2 separate regions of the Homo sapiens genome follow, and region 2 is linked to region 1. The links are chromatin contacts, found by Hi-C or POLR2A ChIA-PET in ENCODE. All regions are on one chromosome and are shown on one strand. Each heading gives the region's core, a stretch centred on a gene start or an enhancer-like site at or near the end of the contact. The rest is flanking DNA. Distances are from core to core; before and after follow the strand shown.

Region 1 (7,809 bases), core at 2,910-5,409:
TCATTTTAGCAATAAGGAAATGGGGGACTAGAGGTGGTAGGATCAGCCCTCATTATATAATCGCCCATACATCGTAATCTTTACTGTTTAAATGAGTAAAGGCAAATATAAAGAAAGTAATTTTTTTTTTTTTTTTTTAAGAAGGAGTCTCGTTTTATCGCCTAGGCTGGAGTGCAGTGGTGCAATCTCGGCTCACTGCAACCTCCACCTCCTGGGTTCAAGTGATTTTCATGCCTCAGCCTCCAGAGTAGCTGGGGCTACAGGCATGCACCACCACGCCTGGCTAATGTTTTGTATTGTTAGTAGAGATGGGGTTTCACCAAGTTGACCAGGCTGGTCTTGAACTCCTGATCCCAAGTGATCCACCCGCCTCAGCCACCCAAAGTGCTAGAATTACAGACGTCAGCCACCACGCCTGCCCTAAAGAAAGTAATTTAGTGAATACACTTCATCTTTAGGTTATACAGATAACTTTTCTACCAAAAAAACCAACCAACCAACCAACCTAGGTACCAATGGTTATTTATTTTTGAATCATTGAAAAGATCTAACATAGGCTGGGTGCAGTGGTTCATGCCTGTAATCCCAGCACTTTGAGAGGCTGAGGCGAGCAGACTGCTTGAGCTCAGGAGTTCGAGACCAACCTGAGCAACATAGTGAAACCCCATCTGTACAAAAATTAGCCAGGTGTGGTGGCACACATCTATAGTCCCAGCTGCTTAGGAGGATGAGGTGGAAGGATGACCCGAGGCTGGGAGGCAGAGGTTGCAATGAGCCAAGATTGAGCCACTGCACCCCAGCCTGGGTGACAGAGTAAAACCCTGTCTCAAAAAAAAAAAAAAAAAAAAAAAAAAAACTAACATAAAACCAAAAGATTATAAAGGAGGCATTACTGAGCAGTTGTAACCCAAAACCATTACTCCAAATCACAATTACACTTGTAAGAAAACATTTTAAAATTATATGTAATCCTTATAAGAGTGTTTATCATGTGCTTTCAATCATCCTAAGCAGTAACTATTACTACTCACGTTTTAAAGATGAGGAATTAAAGAATATTACCACCTCTGAGCATCTACTCCTCTACCAGAAGAAACACAGAAAATGGGCATTTCTTTCATTCTTTCTTTTTTAAAAAACAGAGACGGTCTCGCTCTGTCACCCAGGCTTGAGTGTATAACACAGCTCACTGCAGTCCCCAACTCCTGGCCTCAAGTGATCCTCCCACCTCAGCCTCCTGAGTAGCTGCGATTATGACAGGAGTCACCAAATCCGGCAGAAACTACCATTTCTAAACTGTCACAAAGAGATTCAGGAAACTCTCCTATTAACATATGTTAAATTGTTACACTCTAAACCACACCAACTTCGGATTCTCTACTAGAACCAGGCAGAGTAACAATGGTCCCCAGGACAGCCAAGCATTTCTCTCATATAAAACTCCAAAGCTTTAAAAAATCTTTCTTACCACCTTTATGGGTTAAGTAAAAATTTATCTTCAGTATCTCTTTTTAAAGGCAGGCTAGCCAGAGCAACAGCTAAGTGTCCCATTCCCCAATTTTGCTAACATACTCTATAAAGGGGGTTAAGTCCTGCAAAAGATACGTACTTCATCTATTCTGTGATTAACTCTCTGAGAACCAAACAGAAAACTGAGAATGCCTGGCCATGCTGCAGGAACTGCACCCAAGGAAGCAGTCAGAGTCCTGCATACACCCCCTTACCATGGGACCAATGCTTCACTCACCATCTCGGTCCTCATCATGGACACTGAGGTAGAGATATTCTAGGCCTCTTCCTTTTTTGCCATGCTCAGCTCCTTGTAGTTTAGTCATGAGGGTTGTTTTACCAGAACCATCTTCACCTACAAAGGATGTTTGCAAGACAAAGGTGTACTGTTTATTCCGGGCAAGGATGGGGAGGCATGACACTCACATGACACGGAGAAACTAAGAATTTCATGCAAAGTCTGCTGTTGAAGTCTCACCTGCTTTCATAAACAAAGGACTTTGCTGGAAGAGTGGTTGGGAGGGTGGGGAGGAGAGGGTGGTAAAGGCAGCAAATTCCAAGATCTAAAATGACATTCTACTGCAGTTATCCTTACTTCAAAAGGGAAATAATGAGGCAGGTCCACAGGCCCTATCTATAATTTATAAGACATGCATTCGGAGAAGTGAAAGTAAAAGGTAGGGTTAGTTTCTCACAAGAAAAAGTTTCACCACAAGAAAAACAAGAAATCTTCAAAATATGATACAATTAACCTAAAAGTCCAGGTACTGTGAACTAAAAAAAGTCTGATCCTGCTTCACAATGGTGAAGAATGGAAGTTATTCACTTTTGATTTTAGTACATCTCCTTCACAAACATTCTGAAGGCTAAGAAACTGACGAAAATAATTATAGACCTAGCAAAACTCTTCAGTACAATCTCAGTTAATTATTAAGCACTTCTTCATCTCCCTCCACCCAAACAACACCCCCCTTCCCCGGATCCTTAAACATCAAGGAGAACCATCGCCAAACATTACTAGGCACTTCTGCCATTTAATAATATGGAATTACAGAACATGAGAATTGAAAGGCAGTCAGTCCACAGATCAAAGACCTCCTCTCCATCTCCAATGCCTCTACCTTATTCAGGCCCTCTGCATCCAGACCAAGGTGAGGACCTGTCAGCCTGACTTCAGTACCTGCTCATTTTGAGCTACTGTCCCTCTGCAGGCAGCGTTCTTTCTAAAACTCAGATCTGGTGATCTTGATCCCCCACTTCTTGAAGATCTCTAAGGGTCCGGTATTACCTACCACAGTCAATTCCTGAGAAAGGTCACACATTCTAACAGTAGGAAAACTACCAAGGCAGTGATTCCCATGGGAATTGGGGGATGGAGGTGAGATAAAAGCCATTTGAAAAATCAGAGAACTTCAGGAAACAGCACTAACTCTTCAGCCTTCCCACAATCTGCCCCCAACTTACCTTAGCAGCCACCAACCACAAGGCGCTTCTAGCAGTTTCCAAACCCCACACCCTCTTGTCATCTGTGTCCCTGCATACTGACACTTTTCTGCAAAATACTCAACCCCCGAATCATCCTCCTTCACCAGCTCTAAGCAGTGTAATGCTTCCACAATAATCGGCATGGTGCAATGCAATCACCAATACATCTGTCTTCCACCAGACTGAGATTCTTCTATAGTGTTTAAGAGTCGCCTATGCTGAGCCTGTGCCCAGCCCACAGGTCCCAAGCAACAAATGGACTTGCTGTGTGAATGTACCCAAACTCCCTCACTTGAGGAGAGTGAGGCCAGAGGGAGTAAGGGACCTGACTCAGGTAACCTAGCAGTGAGGGCTAGCATAATGGAGGAAACGTCCCCAGTGCTGACTCTCTGTCCTCTGCAAAGTCCCTAAAACCTCGGACTATGCACTACTGATGAGGCTCAAAGAAGGCTCCCGTGGTCATTTCCCCACAGCTCCGAGCCCAGGTCACCTCGTTCTCCCACCTTCTCCACCTAATCTCATCTACTAGCTTCCCCTCTCCACGACCTCAATTTGGTAACCGTCGAGGCAATGAAGGCATAGAGGGCCAAGTGACTGAAACAATATGCCGACAACCCCAAAGCACCACTACGCTCTCCAAAGAGGGCAGCATCCCACCCTCAGGCGCTGGAGGCTTGACCACTCTCCAGCTGACCGGCCAGGGCCGACGGTCCCTTTCCCGCCAGGCTGCGGGCAGGCGGCTGGAACGGGGAAGGCGGGGACCTGAGGGAGGGGCGCCCGCCTCGCCCACCCCAGCGACCTGGGGCAACGCCCCGCCGCCGGCGCTCACCGAAGACCAGGATGTTCTTGCCGGACGGCAGCTTGGACCTGGCGCGGGTGGACACTTCGCTCAGAATGGAGGACCTGTGGCGACAATGGCAAGAGTGGTCAGCCCCGGGCCGGGCTGGGATGGCCCGGCTCGCGTCGGCCCCTCAGTGTGTCCGACGGTCCGGCCCAGAGGCCGCGCCCCCCACGGCCCGGCCCGACCGCCCGCGGCCTCACCATAGGCTCTGGCCTTCCTCCTCCTCACTGGTCAGGTCGCCGGCGGCCGCCACCGCGGGCCCGTTGGGACCTAGCAGCAGCTTCTTCTCCACCCCCACCGGCGCCATCTTGCCAACTGCAGCCACAAAGAGGGCCCTCCCCCGGGCCCGCCGAGGACCCGCGAGGACCCGGGCCGGGCCGCCCCCCGCTCGCCGTCCCTCGCGCCGCGCCGCCCGCCGACCTTGCCGCGGCGACTGCGCCGCCCAACGTGTCCTCTAGGTCTGCGATGGCCACGGGCTCCCACGGGTTGCGAGGCCGCCGAGGTGGCGGGCGGCGGTCAGGCAGCCGCCGGGGCAGCCATGCGCGGGGAGGCGGTGGCAGGGGCGGGCACCGTCCGGACCGAGGGCGCGCTGGCGGCCTCTGCCGGCTGAGGGGCGCAGCGCAGCACCCCGCCACGCTCGCCGATTCCCCTGCGCCGTCGCGGGTCGGGCAGCCGGATGACCGACCCGAAAGCCTAGGCTTTGGGAATGAGACTGATGGACACAAAAGCGCCATTTATCTAGAGCTCACCATGTGCCAGAGTCACACATTATCTCACTGAATCTTATCTAACCCTTTCACAGATGAGGAACCTGAAGCTCAAAAAATTTAAGAAACCCACCCAAGGACCCAAGGCTAGAAGATAACATTCGGTACTTCTAATTTATTCCCCAACCTTGGACCATTATATCATGAACTTGGCCTAACCCTACTCAAGCCCTGCATTGAAAGACTAGCCTTAAGGAAGACCCCAGAATCCTCATAAATATCCTGCATTTCCCCCTCCTCCTCCGAAGACTAAAGACTGTGAAGTAGTGCTCTTGACCGCAGTGCATAATACACTTGGCTTTGCTTTATTAACATGCTTTTTAAAATGATGTTTTCAGGGAGCCAGCATTTCACACCAGAAGAGGAGCCCTTAATTTCCTTGGGGGCCAGCTGGCAGGTGCAGAGCGGGGAGAAAAATAAAAGGAAAGGGGATGGAAAAGGGAAAGAGCGGAGAGTAACCGAAGGAAAAACATACATTCCATTATCAAGCTTAATTTTAGGTGTGGCCTCTACTTGAGGGCTCTTGCCATTCTCTATGGAAACAGGCTAACAAGACATTTCTAAATATCACAAGGAAGTGGAATGTGGCAGAAAAGCACCACCTAAGTAGGTTTCAGATGAGTAGGATTGTGATCCTGATGCCAAAAAATCTGGCGGCATGAATTACGGGATAAAACAAATGGGCATATCATCTGCCAAACTGGATGTAAGGTTTAAACAAGACGAGAGTGAAAACCCACTGAGTTCCTCCCTTGGAAATCTGGGAAAATCAGGCAAAGTGCCAGAAGTCCTAAAAGGGCAAGCAGTGCTGAATTTTCACAGGACAGAAGATGGAGATGAAAATTACAGGCCAGTGAGCTTAATCAGCACTAAGTGAAATTTTGTGATTAAACACTAAAGGAAAAGAGAATACCAGATTTACACAGTATCTTTCTTTTTTGCAGGAGTACCAGGTAGGCGGATGCTGCAGATACAGCAAATGCAGATTTCAACAGGGCATTTGACAATTCACATCTTAGATGCGAAAGTGAAATCAATGCTGGATGATAGCACTGAGGCTTATTAAAGACTAGCCCAGAGGTGGCTGATGAAGAGGAGGGACCAGCAGATGAGGCTGCTAGGGGCCTGCCCAAACCTCCTGCCCTGGCCAGCCAATTCAGGGTGCCATCAGTGACTTGGATAAGAATACAGCAGCAGTCATGGAAGTTGTGGATGACCTGAAGCAGGAAGGGTTGCCTTATCTACTGCATGACAAACTGAGCAGAGACTAAATCTAACAAGTTGAAATTTAGCAGGAACTATTAAAGTCCTGTGGAAGAGTTTAACAAAAAAGCATAGGAAGGCCAGGTACGGTGGCTCACACCTGTAATCCCGGCACTTTGGGAGGCCGAGGCTGGCGGATCACTTGAGGTCAGGAGTTCCAGACCAGCCTGTCCAACATGGCCAAACCCCGTCTCTACTAAAAATACAAAAAAAAAAAAAAAAAATTAGCCAGGAATGGTGGCATCCGCCTGTAATCCCAGCTGCCTGGGAGGCTGAAGCACGATAATTGCTTGAACCCAGGAGACAGAGGCTGCAGGGAGTTGAGATCACACCACTGCACTCTAGCCTGGGCGACAGAGTAAGACTGTCAAATAAAGTAAAATTTAATTTAAAAATGCATAGGAATAGGATAGGAAATTATTTGAAATAAAAATGATAATCTAAACGTCATTACTGTATTAACTATAATCTAAGAGTTGGTCATGTAGAATGCCAAGAAACATCTTAGGGTAGAACCCATAAAACCTCACTGATGCTAACAAAGAAGCTAGCCCCCCATGCCAGTCAGGCTGGATTTCTTAGGGTGACATTTCTGGACACATTTTGCAAAGACAGAGGTATCCAGTGGTCAGTGACTAAACTCATAAGGGGACAAGACATCGTTCTGCTGCAACATGAAGTAACTAGGGCTCATCAGTATGAAGGATAAAGATACAGAGGGAGAAGAAGGGAAAGTGTAGACATTTCTGAAAAGCTAAAGCAAATAAACATACACCAAAAAGAAGTGAACCTGACTATATGATGTGGGAGTATTCAAAGCAACTGCATAATTAGTCTTTAGAAGAAGAAACTTTTTTTTTTTCCTCTAGGATACTACAATAAACAATAGAAGAGGAAACTTTTTTAAGAGATAGGGTCTTGCTCTTGTCCAGGCCAGAGTACAGTGAAACACTCATAACTAACTACAACCTCGAACTCCTGGGCTCAAGCGATCCTCCCACTTCAGCCTCTCAAGTAGTTAGGACCACAGGGGCATGCCACCACATCCAGCTAATTTTTAAATTTTTTTGTAAAGATAGGGGTCTCACTATGTTGCCCAGGCTGGTCTCAAACTCCTTGCCTCAAGTGATCCTCCCACATTGGCCTCCCAAAGTGCTAGGATTACAAATATGGGCCACCACCACAGCCAAGGAAACATTTTAATTAACAAAATGTCAAATATTGATTTAGTGTATGGGAACCTTAGTTAAATAGCTTGGGGAACTATTCTTTCTGAATTCTGGGGAGGGACTTTTGTACCATATAAAAATACTAAAATCCAAATGTCCCACATAGTATTTATTGCAATATAATGTCAAATAACATTTAAAGGCTAATTCTTTTCTCTGTGTCCTTTAAGCTTAAGGAAAAATAAAAGCATATTCCTAAACAAATGTTTGATCTTATGAAGGAATTTTCTTACTAATCTGTACACTGATGATATATTTGCTTTATAAATCATTGTAATTTGATGAGTTTCAGCATCACAAAAACTGTTTAATGAAAACTGTATCCTCATTTCCACATTCCTTCTCATGAGAGTTTAGAAAAATACTTTAAATGTATCTTTCAAGGCACTGTATTTTAAGAATCCAAACTAAAAACTGACAGTCTTCTTTCAATCAAGAAGCTGCACACGTGGGGTGTTTGGTCAGCTTGTGGTATTTGTGAGCAAGGTCCACAGCCTTCCGTCCTTGCTGAAAGGGGAAAGACCACAAAATTGAATTCCAGTGATTTCCCATTTTCTTAACTCCATTGAAAAGGTAATTTACTTCTTCTTCAGTAAAGTTTTTGCGAATTCTTCTTTTTTCTATAATTAGAATTGTAGAATATATTAGTATTTGCTGAACAAAGGTCCTGAGATGCAAATAAGTGCTTATTTGGATATGCTTAACTTATACCTAA
Region 2 (7,809 bases), core at 2,239-4,738, 200 kb after region 1:
AAAAAAAAAAGAGAGAGTGTGTGATTAGAAGCTAAATAGGAAAGTTTTGAGCTTCAAGTCAGTGAGGAGTAAAAAAGATTTTTAAAAAGCAAAGAAAACAAAATATAAGGGAAAAATATGAGAAAAATAAAAATAAAAAGAGAATAATAGGCCAGGCACTGTGGCTCATGCCCCTAATCCCAGCACTTTTGGGAGGTCAAGGTGAGCAGAACACCTGAGGACAGGAGTTTGAGACCAGCCTGCCCAACGTGGTGAAACCCCATCTCTATGAAAAATACAAAAATCAGACGGGCACAGTGGTGGTGCCCACCTGTGATCCCAGCTACTCAGGAGGCTGAGGCAGGAGAATTACTTGAACCTGGGAGGCAGAGGTTGCAGTGAGCTGAGATTGTGCCACTGTACTCCAGCCTGGGCAACAAGAGCGAGACTCCGTTTCCAAAAAAATAAGAGAGAATAGAAGAAGCTACTGCATGATGTTAGTTACCAAGCCTGCCATGGGTCCTCTCTTGCTAGACACACTCCATAGATCCCCCCACTGAGCTGTGGATGGGCAAACCCCGGTGGAATCCCACCCTCCCCAACACCCCACTGAGCCCTGGGCCCCCTCCTCCCTTCCTCACCTCCACCTTCTCCCTGCCTTCTCTCTTCTCTCGTCTGAGCCCCCAGGCCTTTTCCACTTTGAGGGAGGTGCTTCGAAGAATGTTGCCCACACCTAAGTGTTAGAAGCCTATGTCCGTTCATCCCTGAGAGGTCTGAAAGAATAAAAATAAATTCTAAAAAAAGCCTCTGTCTGCCTCTCCCCAAGCCCCAAGTGCTCTTACATCTGTGAGTGGCCAGGCCGGGTGCGGTGGCTCACACCTGTAATCCCAGCATTTTGGGAGGCCAAGGTAGGCGGATCACCACATCAGGAGATCGAGACCATCCTGGCTAGCATGGTGAAACTCCGTCTCTACTAAAAGTACAAAAAATTAGCCTGGTGCAGTGGCACACGCCTGTAGTCCCAGCTACTAGGGAGGCTGAGGCAGGAGAATCCCTTGAACCCGGGAGGCAGAGGTTGCAGTGAGATGAGATTGCACCACGGCACTCCTGCCTGGGCCACAGGACGAGACTCAGTCTCAAACAAACAAACAAAGAAACAAAAACAAAAAACAAAAAAAATCTGTGAGTGGCCAATAGGAAACCTGGTTACTGGAATTCCTAGTGTTTTAGTCCATTCAGTTGCTATAGCAAAAATACTACCGATTAGACCCGGTGCAGTGGCCCACACCCATCATCACAACACTTTGGGAGGCCGAGGTGGGTGGATCACTTGACCCCAGGAGTTTGAGACCAGCCTGGCCAACATGGTGAAACGCTGTCTCTACTAAAAAGACAAAAATTAGCCAGGCTCTGTGGTGCACACCTAGAATATCAGCTACTCGGGAGGCTGAGACACGAGTATAACATGAACCCAGGAGGTAGAAGTTGCAGTGAGCTGAGATTGCACCACTGCACTCCAGTCTGGGCGACAGAGACCCTACCTCAAAAATAAGTAAATAAATAAATAAACAAATAAATAAATATTACCGGTTAGGCCGGGTGCAGTGGCTCATGCCTGTAATCCCAGCACTATTGGAGGCCGAGGTGGGACTCCTGAACTTGAGCCCAGGAGTTCCAGACCAGCCTAGGCAGCATGGAGAAATGTCATCTCTACAAAAAAATAGAAAAATTATTTGGATGTGGTGGCACACACCTATAGTCTCAGTTACTCAGGAGGCTGAGGCGGGCAGATCACTTGAGCCTGGGAGGTCAGAGCTGCAGTGAGTCGTGATTGCACCACTACACTCCAGCCTGGGCAACACAGCAAGACCCTGCCTCAAAAAAATAGGGCTTCCAATACTGATATAAAACTTAAAATACTACAGGTTAATATTATAAACTGGGTGCCTTATAATGACAGAAATGTATTGCTTACAGTTCTCGAGGCTTGGACATCGAGGATCAAGGTGCCAGCAGATTTGGTGTCTGGCAAGGACTTGTTCTCTGGTTAATAGATGGCAACCTCAGGCCAGGTGCGGTGGCTCACACCTGTAATCCCAGCACTTTGGGAGGCCAAGGTGGGGTATGACCTGAGGTCAGGAGTTCAAGACCAGCCTGGCCAACATAGTGAAACCCCATCTCTACTAAAATACAAAAATTAGACGGGTGTGGTGGCAGGTGTCTGTAATCCCAGCTACTCAGGAGGCTAAGGTAAGAGAATCACTTGAACCTGGGAGGCAGAGGTTGCAGTGAGCTGAGATCACAGCACTATACTCCAGCCTGGGCGACAGCACGAGACATTATCTCAAAAATAAAAAATAAAACAAGCCACCCACCCAACTATCGATGTCCTGCAGAGGTGCCTAACCCCACTTTTGTCAGAAGCCAGACCGGGCTTGTCCATAGGCCCCTGAGCCTGGGCCTCCTGCACAGTGGCCAGGAAAGCCAAGCTGCTTCCTCAGTCGCCCGTCTCCTGAAGGTTGCTCTTCTTCTCAGTGGTTCTACAGACACTGTAAGGCCCATACTCACAGGATATTAGCACACCTGCTAAGAGATTCCTGTCCGCTGGCTACCAGGGGCCTCTCCATCCAGGGAAATGTCCTCTCACGTTTCAGAATTTCCCTGCCAACCTTTCAACCCCCTGAGCATCCCCAAATTCACCATGTGTGTCCACACGATTACTTTTCCTACTTACCTCATTGTTGTCCCTAGACTTTTCTCCTTCCCCGCTCTGCAAAAAACCTCATATTTTATCTCAGTGTGCAAAGGTGGCCAATTGTGTTCAATCGGCCTCTTGGTTTCACCAAAGTATATTCTCTCTGTCATTAAGAGGCTATATTTCTGTCCCATAAACCCTAATAATCCCCTTATGCCCCTACTGCTGATCAACTTGCCTCTCAGGGCACCCGTTTTCCATGGGGAAAGTCTCCCTTCTTTCCAGCCAGGGCCCGTAAGTCCAATTACAGAGCCTTTTGAAGTTTGGGGTGAAAGACCAGGACACCCACATTGCCCATTTTGGCCACCAGGTGGCAGACAAGGATAATATTAAGCCTGGAATGACTTGAACTTGAGAGAGGGAGGAGACTTTCCTTTCAATGAACACTGATTGGTGCATAATGTTCCCACTACATTCTGAAAGCGTTTATTGTGCACCAGCTGCATGCATGCCTCTGTATGTTTTTCAGTTCTGCAGATGTACAATATACCTTCCCAAAGTCAGTTCCCAGGATTACTGTTTAGACTTAATAGTTCTTTTTTTAACAGCTTTATTGTGAAATAACTTACAATTTACCCCCTGCTCCCCCTTTTTTTTTTGAGACAAGGTCTAGTCCTGTCACCCAGGCTAGAATGCAGTAGTGCAATCACAGATCACTGCAGCCTCCACCTCCGGGCTTCAGACACTGTAAGGCCCATAGTTACAGGACCATAGTACACTCCCGTTCCCAGACCAGTTGGTCGCCTCTGGCCTGGCAGGGCTCCCAGTGTCTCGGGACCTCCAGGTGACGCGCCTGCCTCCCCTGCTGCAACAGAGGCCTGGGAGTGCCGGGTCCCCATCGCTCGGAGCGGCAGGCGCTCGTGAAATGTTCGTCAAGAGGATAAATGACCATGGCCCTGGTCTCCGCGGGAGGTGAGGAAACTGAAAGCCACCGAGGAAAAGGGGGGCGCTCCTTAAGAAGTGCCGCGGTCACGTGTACGTTTCAAAAGAATGGCGTGACTGAGTAGGGAGGGGACCGCGGAGACCCTCAGACCCTGGACTGTAAGGAGATGAGGGGCCGTGAAGGGGAACCCAGGAAACTGAGTCCTGAAAGCAAGGAGGAGCTTCCAGAATGAAGGGCGCCGTCACGCCTCCCTGCCTTTGCTCAAGCGGTTCCTTCACCCCGATCAAGTTCCTTCCCATTTCTCCAACTGTGGGGATCCTGAACGTGCACCTCCTCAGAGAAGCCCTCTTGGGATCTCCAATTCTAGTTTATTGCCCCCTCCTATCGATCCCCCAGCGCGCTCATCGGGCCTGTGGACAACGACAGGTTTGAGGAGAGGATTCTCTGGATCGCGGAGGACTACAGAAGCCGCGCAGCCCCTTCTGAGGATGCCAAAGGGGCCCGGGCAGAAGGGAAGTGGCCGTGCCCGGGCCTGCCTACCACTAGATCCCCACCCACCTATGACTGTTCAGTCCTGCTCTCCTACCAACCCACCTTTCCCGGCCCAAGTCAGCGCACCCCGCCGACTCCCTGCCCAGTCCAAACTCCGAGGCTGGGCAAGGCACTGGATCCACGGCTGGACCGACCCGGGGCAGCCTCTGGGTGAACAGCAGCGTGTCCGTCGGCAGAGAACCGAGACCAGCGAGCCGACCATGCGGCTGCACAGACTTCACGCGCGGCCGAGCGCGGTGGCCTGTGGGCTCCTGCTGCTTCTCCTCCAGGGTCACTATGAGGCTCCCGCGGAGGGGTGACAGGGACCGGGCTCAGATCTGCCAAATGCTGCGGAGGCAGAACCTGACAGTGCGGGAGGGCAGGCGCCTGGGAGGTAGGAGCTGGTGGAGATGACAGCGTGGAACTCGTGAGCCCCACGCAACGCCTCCCTGCCGCCCAGGGTGGGCTCCTAGAAGCACAGAAATGGTCGGGCTGCGGGACACCACAGCGAGGAACCAGCGGAGTACAGGGGCCCCAGGAGCGCCGGGACATGCCAGGCCGGGTAGACAGCCTCGGGTCGGAGTGAGTGAGGGATTGGGGTGTGGGGATTCAGTCCATTTCCCTCTTACGATTGTGGCTGTAGCCTGTGCTGCCGGCCGGTAATAACAGTAATAGCTTCTGGCAGCAGCTGGCTCTCAATGTGTGGCGTCCTTGGCCAAGGGGGCGCGCTGAGCCCTCCAAAGGGGCCTCAGACAAGGTTAGTGGTCCTTGGGGAACAGAAGCCCCCAGGCTCCAAATCCTAAAGCAGATCTAAGAGGCCGCAGTGGCTGGGTGCGATTGGCTCACTCCTTTAATCCCAGCATTTTGGAAGGCCAAGGGGGAGAATCGCTTGATCCCAGGAGTTGGAGGCCAGCCTGGGCAACATAGACTCAGAGTGTACAAAATAATTAAAAGAAATTAATGGGCTGTGGTGGCCTGTGACCTCTAGTCCCAGCTTCTTGGGAGGCTGAGGTGGGAGATCACTTTAGTAGGGGAGGTTGAGGCTGCAGTGAGCCTTCATCACACTATTGCACTCCAGCCTGGGTGAAAAAACAAAAATCTGTCTCCAGAAACAAGAGCCAAAGAGCTCGTGGTGTCCCTCACGCCATTTACCTCATCCTGGGCAAGGGCACAACTTGGCTTCCAGGGCAAAGGTGAAGGCTCTGTGTGCCTGCCAGGCTTCTCCAGGCCCTTTTCGAAGCTCCGGGAGTGTTTTGGCCTTTGGTCCTCTCACCTGAAACTCTCCTAAGTGTATGATCTGACTGCCTCTCCCGACCCTTTCCCAATTTAATCTGCCCAGGTGGAGTCCATATTCGCCCCATGGTGCACTCCTGCAGGGCTTCCTCCCATGCCTGCCCTTGATCACATTCTAGAATTCACCAGGAGCCCAGCAGGAAGATCTGCCTGGCCTCACAGATGGCTACCTTTTGAAATATTTTGGGCCAGACACAGTGGCTCACACCTGTTATCCCAGCACTGTGTGAGGCAGAGATGGGAGGATCACATGAGGCTAGGAGTTAGAGACCAGCTTGGGCAACAAGACTTGTCTCTACCAAAAAAAAAAAAAAAAAAAAAAAAAGGACTCTCAGGCATGGTGGCACACAACTGTGTTCCCAAGTACTTGGGAAGTTGAGATGGGGGGATCTCAAGCCCAGGAGGTGGGGGCTGCAGTGAGCTGCAATCACACCACTGCACTCCAGCCTGGGCAACAGACGGAGTCCAATATTTAGATGTATATTATATTATATTATAAACATATGTGTGTCTGACAAATATATTATATATTTTGGTAGAGACAGGCTTTCACCATGTTGGCTAGGCTGGTCTCGAACTCCTAACCTCAAGTGATCCACCCACCTCGGCCTCCCAAAGTGCTAGGATTACCAAAGTCACCCACTGCGACTGACCTGTTTTCTGACTTTTTATTATGAAACTGGGCTCAGATTTCCCAAATCCTACAGAAGCAGAACCTGAGGTTCCAAAAGGGAAAGTGCCAGGCAGGTGGGAGCTGGTGGGAATAAGAACAGCAGGTGAACCTCCCTGAGGCACAGAGAGGGTCAAGCCTGCTCAAGGGCTGCACAGCACCAAAGGATGAGCCAAGTCTGAGGTAGAAACAGTAGTATAAGAAATCCAACATACCCATTGTCCGTCTTCAGCAATAACAAAGATCTTGTTTTTGTTTCTGTTTTAAATCAGCTTTCTCAGGTTGAATATAACCTGGTGTTTTCCGGATGGCCACCTCTCTCTTGCATCATTATTTGAAACAAATCCCAGACATCATATCATCTGTAAAGTTTTCATCATGTCCTACTAAAGAAAAGGAACATATATATGTATGTGTGTATTTCCACAACATAATATGTTCTCAATTTAATCAAATATATGGTCGTGTTCTTTAGTATTTATAAATGATACTTGTATTAATACAAGTTTTTTTTTAAATCAGGATTCAAATAACGTTCATACTTTGCAAATAAGTAGATATTTCTTTTTTCTCTTTTTTTTTTTTTTTTGAGATGGAGTCTCACTCTGTTGCCCAGGCTCACTGCAACCTCTGCCTCTTGGGTTCAAGGGATCCTCATGCCTCAGCTCCCAAGTAGCTAGAATTACAGGCACATGCCACCACGCCTGGCTAAGTTTTGTATTTTTAGTAGAGATAGGGTTTCACCATGTCAGCCAGGCTGGTTTCAAACTCCTGACCTCAGGTGATCCACCCACCTTGACTTCTTAAAGTGCTTGGATTACAGGCGTGAGCCTCCATGCCCCACCAATTGTCTTGGCTTTATAGTTAGGAGTGGAATTGCTGAGTCATATGGCAACTCCATGTTTAATCCCCTGAAAAACTGCCAGACTGTTTTCCAAAGCAGCTGCACCATTTTCCTTTCCCCTGGCAATGTATGAAAGTTCCAAGTTTTCCATATCCTTACCAACACTTATTATTATCTGTCATTTTTATGTGTTTCTTGAATCTCTTTCAGTCTTCAGATTTACCATCTGCCTCTCTTTAATTTTCTTTCTAAATTTTGTTGCATGTGGAAGAAACCAGTTTATTTGTTCTGGAGAGGATCCCACCATTTAGGTTTTGCTGATTGCATCCGGGTGGTGTCTTTTAACAGTTCTTCTATCCCCTGTCTACTGTGTAAACTTGTATTTATATTCTAGAGGCATAATCAGATTTGGGTTTTAGGTTTTATTTTGTTTTGTTTTTTGGAGGACCACTTCACATGTGGTGCTGCATACTTCTGATAGAAAATATGTAACGTCTGATTATCTTGCTTGTTGGGATACCACAAAATGAGTGGTTGACATCACAGTGAGAATTCAATGTGCATTTCTCTTACTATGAATGACTTAAAGATCTCTTCGTTTATTTGAGAGACACTGATTTGTAGTGCTTATTCTGAACACATTCTTATGCTACTTTTTCTGTTGTATACATGACATATTCTTTGTTTGTAGAAATTCTTTATCGATTAAGAGGACTGATTTTCTCTGTTAGGCAATTTTCCATCACTTCCTCCCTCCCTGATCCCCACAGCAGTCACACTATGTTTTTTCTGGAGACTGGGTCTTGCTTTGTTGCCTAGACTAGAGTGCAAAGGCGGGATCATAGCTCATGCAG

What was found. Hi-C counts contacts between places; a loop is a spot of excess contacts on that map. ChIA-PET counts read pairs that join two places held with the same protein, here RNA polymerase II (POLR2A). Pooled maps may share reads with other maps.
Region 2: a loop to region 1 is called in a pooled map, with 3 times the contacts of the local background. The contact joins the enhancer-like site here to the promoter of DYNC1LI2 in region 1. A Hi-C loop is called at or near these places in 2 of 168 maps with a recorded cell type or tissue (CD4-positive, alpha-beta T cell and naive thymus-derived CD4-positive, alpha-beta T cell) and 9 of 50 pooled maps. POLR2A ChIA-PET finds 5 or more read pairs at or near these places in 2 of 52 experiments (PC-9 and WTC11).

The regions. Positions count from the first base shown.
Region 1 is chr16:66,747,450-66,755,258 of GRCh38, forward strand. It overlaps DYNC1LI2 (dynein cytoplasmic 1 light intermediate chain 2), which reads right to left and starts at 4,160. Exons shown (of 13, transcript NM_006141.3): 1 at 4,036-4,160; 2 at 3,824-3,897; 3 at 1,748-1,864. The coding sequence starts at 4,142. It overlaps DYNC1LI2-DT (DYNC1LI2 divergent transcript), which reads left to right and starts at 4,303. Exons shown (of 2, transcript NR_133569.1): 1 at 4,303-5,451; 2 at 5,547-7,294. It overlaps TERB1 (telomere repeat binding bouquet formation protein 1), which reads right to left. Exons shown (of 19, transcript NM_001136505.2): 19 at 7,191-7,714. The coding sequence ends at 7,527. RefSeq lists a silencer at 3,788-4,587 and an enhancer at 3,801-4,516.
Region 2 is chr16:66,944,315-66,952,123 of GRCh38, forward strand. It overlaps LOC107984881 (a long non-coding RNA gene), which reads right to left. Exons shown (of 4, transcript XR_007065090.1): 3 at 6,327-6,497; 4 at 4,566-4,617. It overlaps CES2 (carboxylesterase 2), which reads left to right. Exons shown (of 12, transcript NM_001365405.1): 12 at 1-782. Among named protein-coding and RNA genes, the nearest start is that of CES2, 13 kb to the left of the region's middle. RefSeq lists silencers at 6,243-6,292, 7,138-7,338, 7,338-7,538. Within about 2 kb of position 3,489, at least 7 of the 41 ENCODE cell types and tissues checked have a DNase peak (open chromatin) inside an H3K27ac peak, as active enhancers do.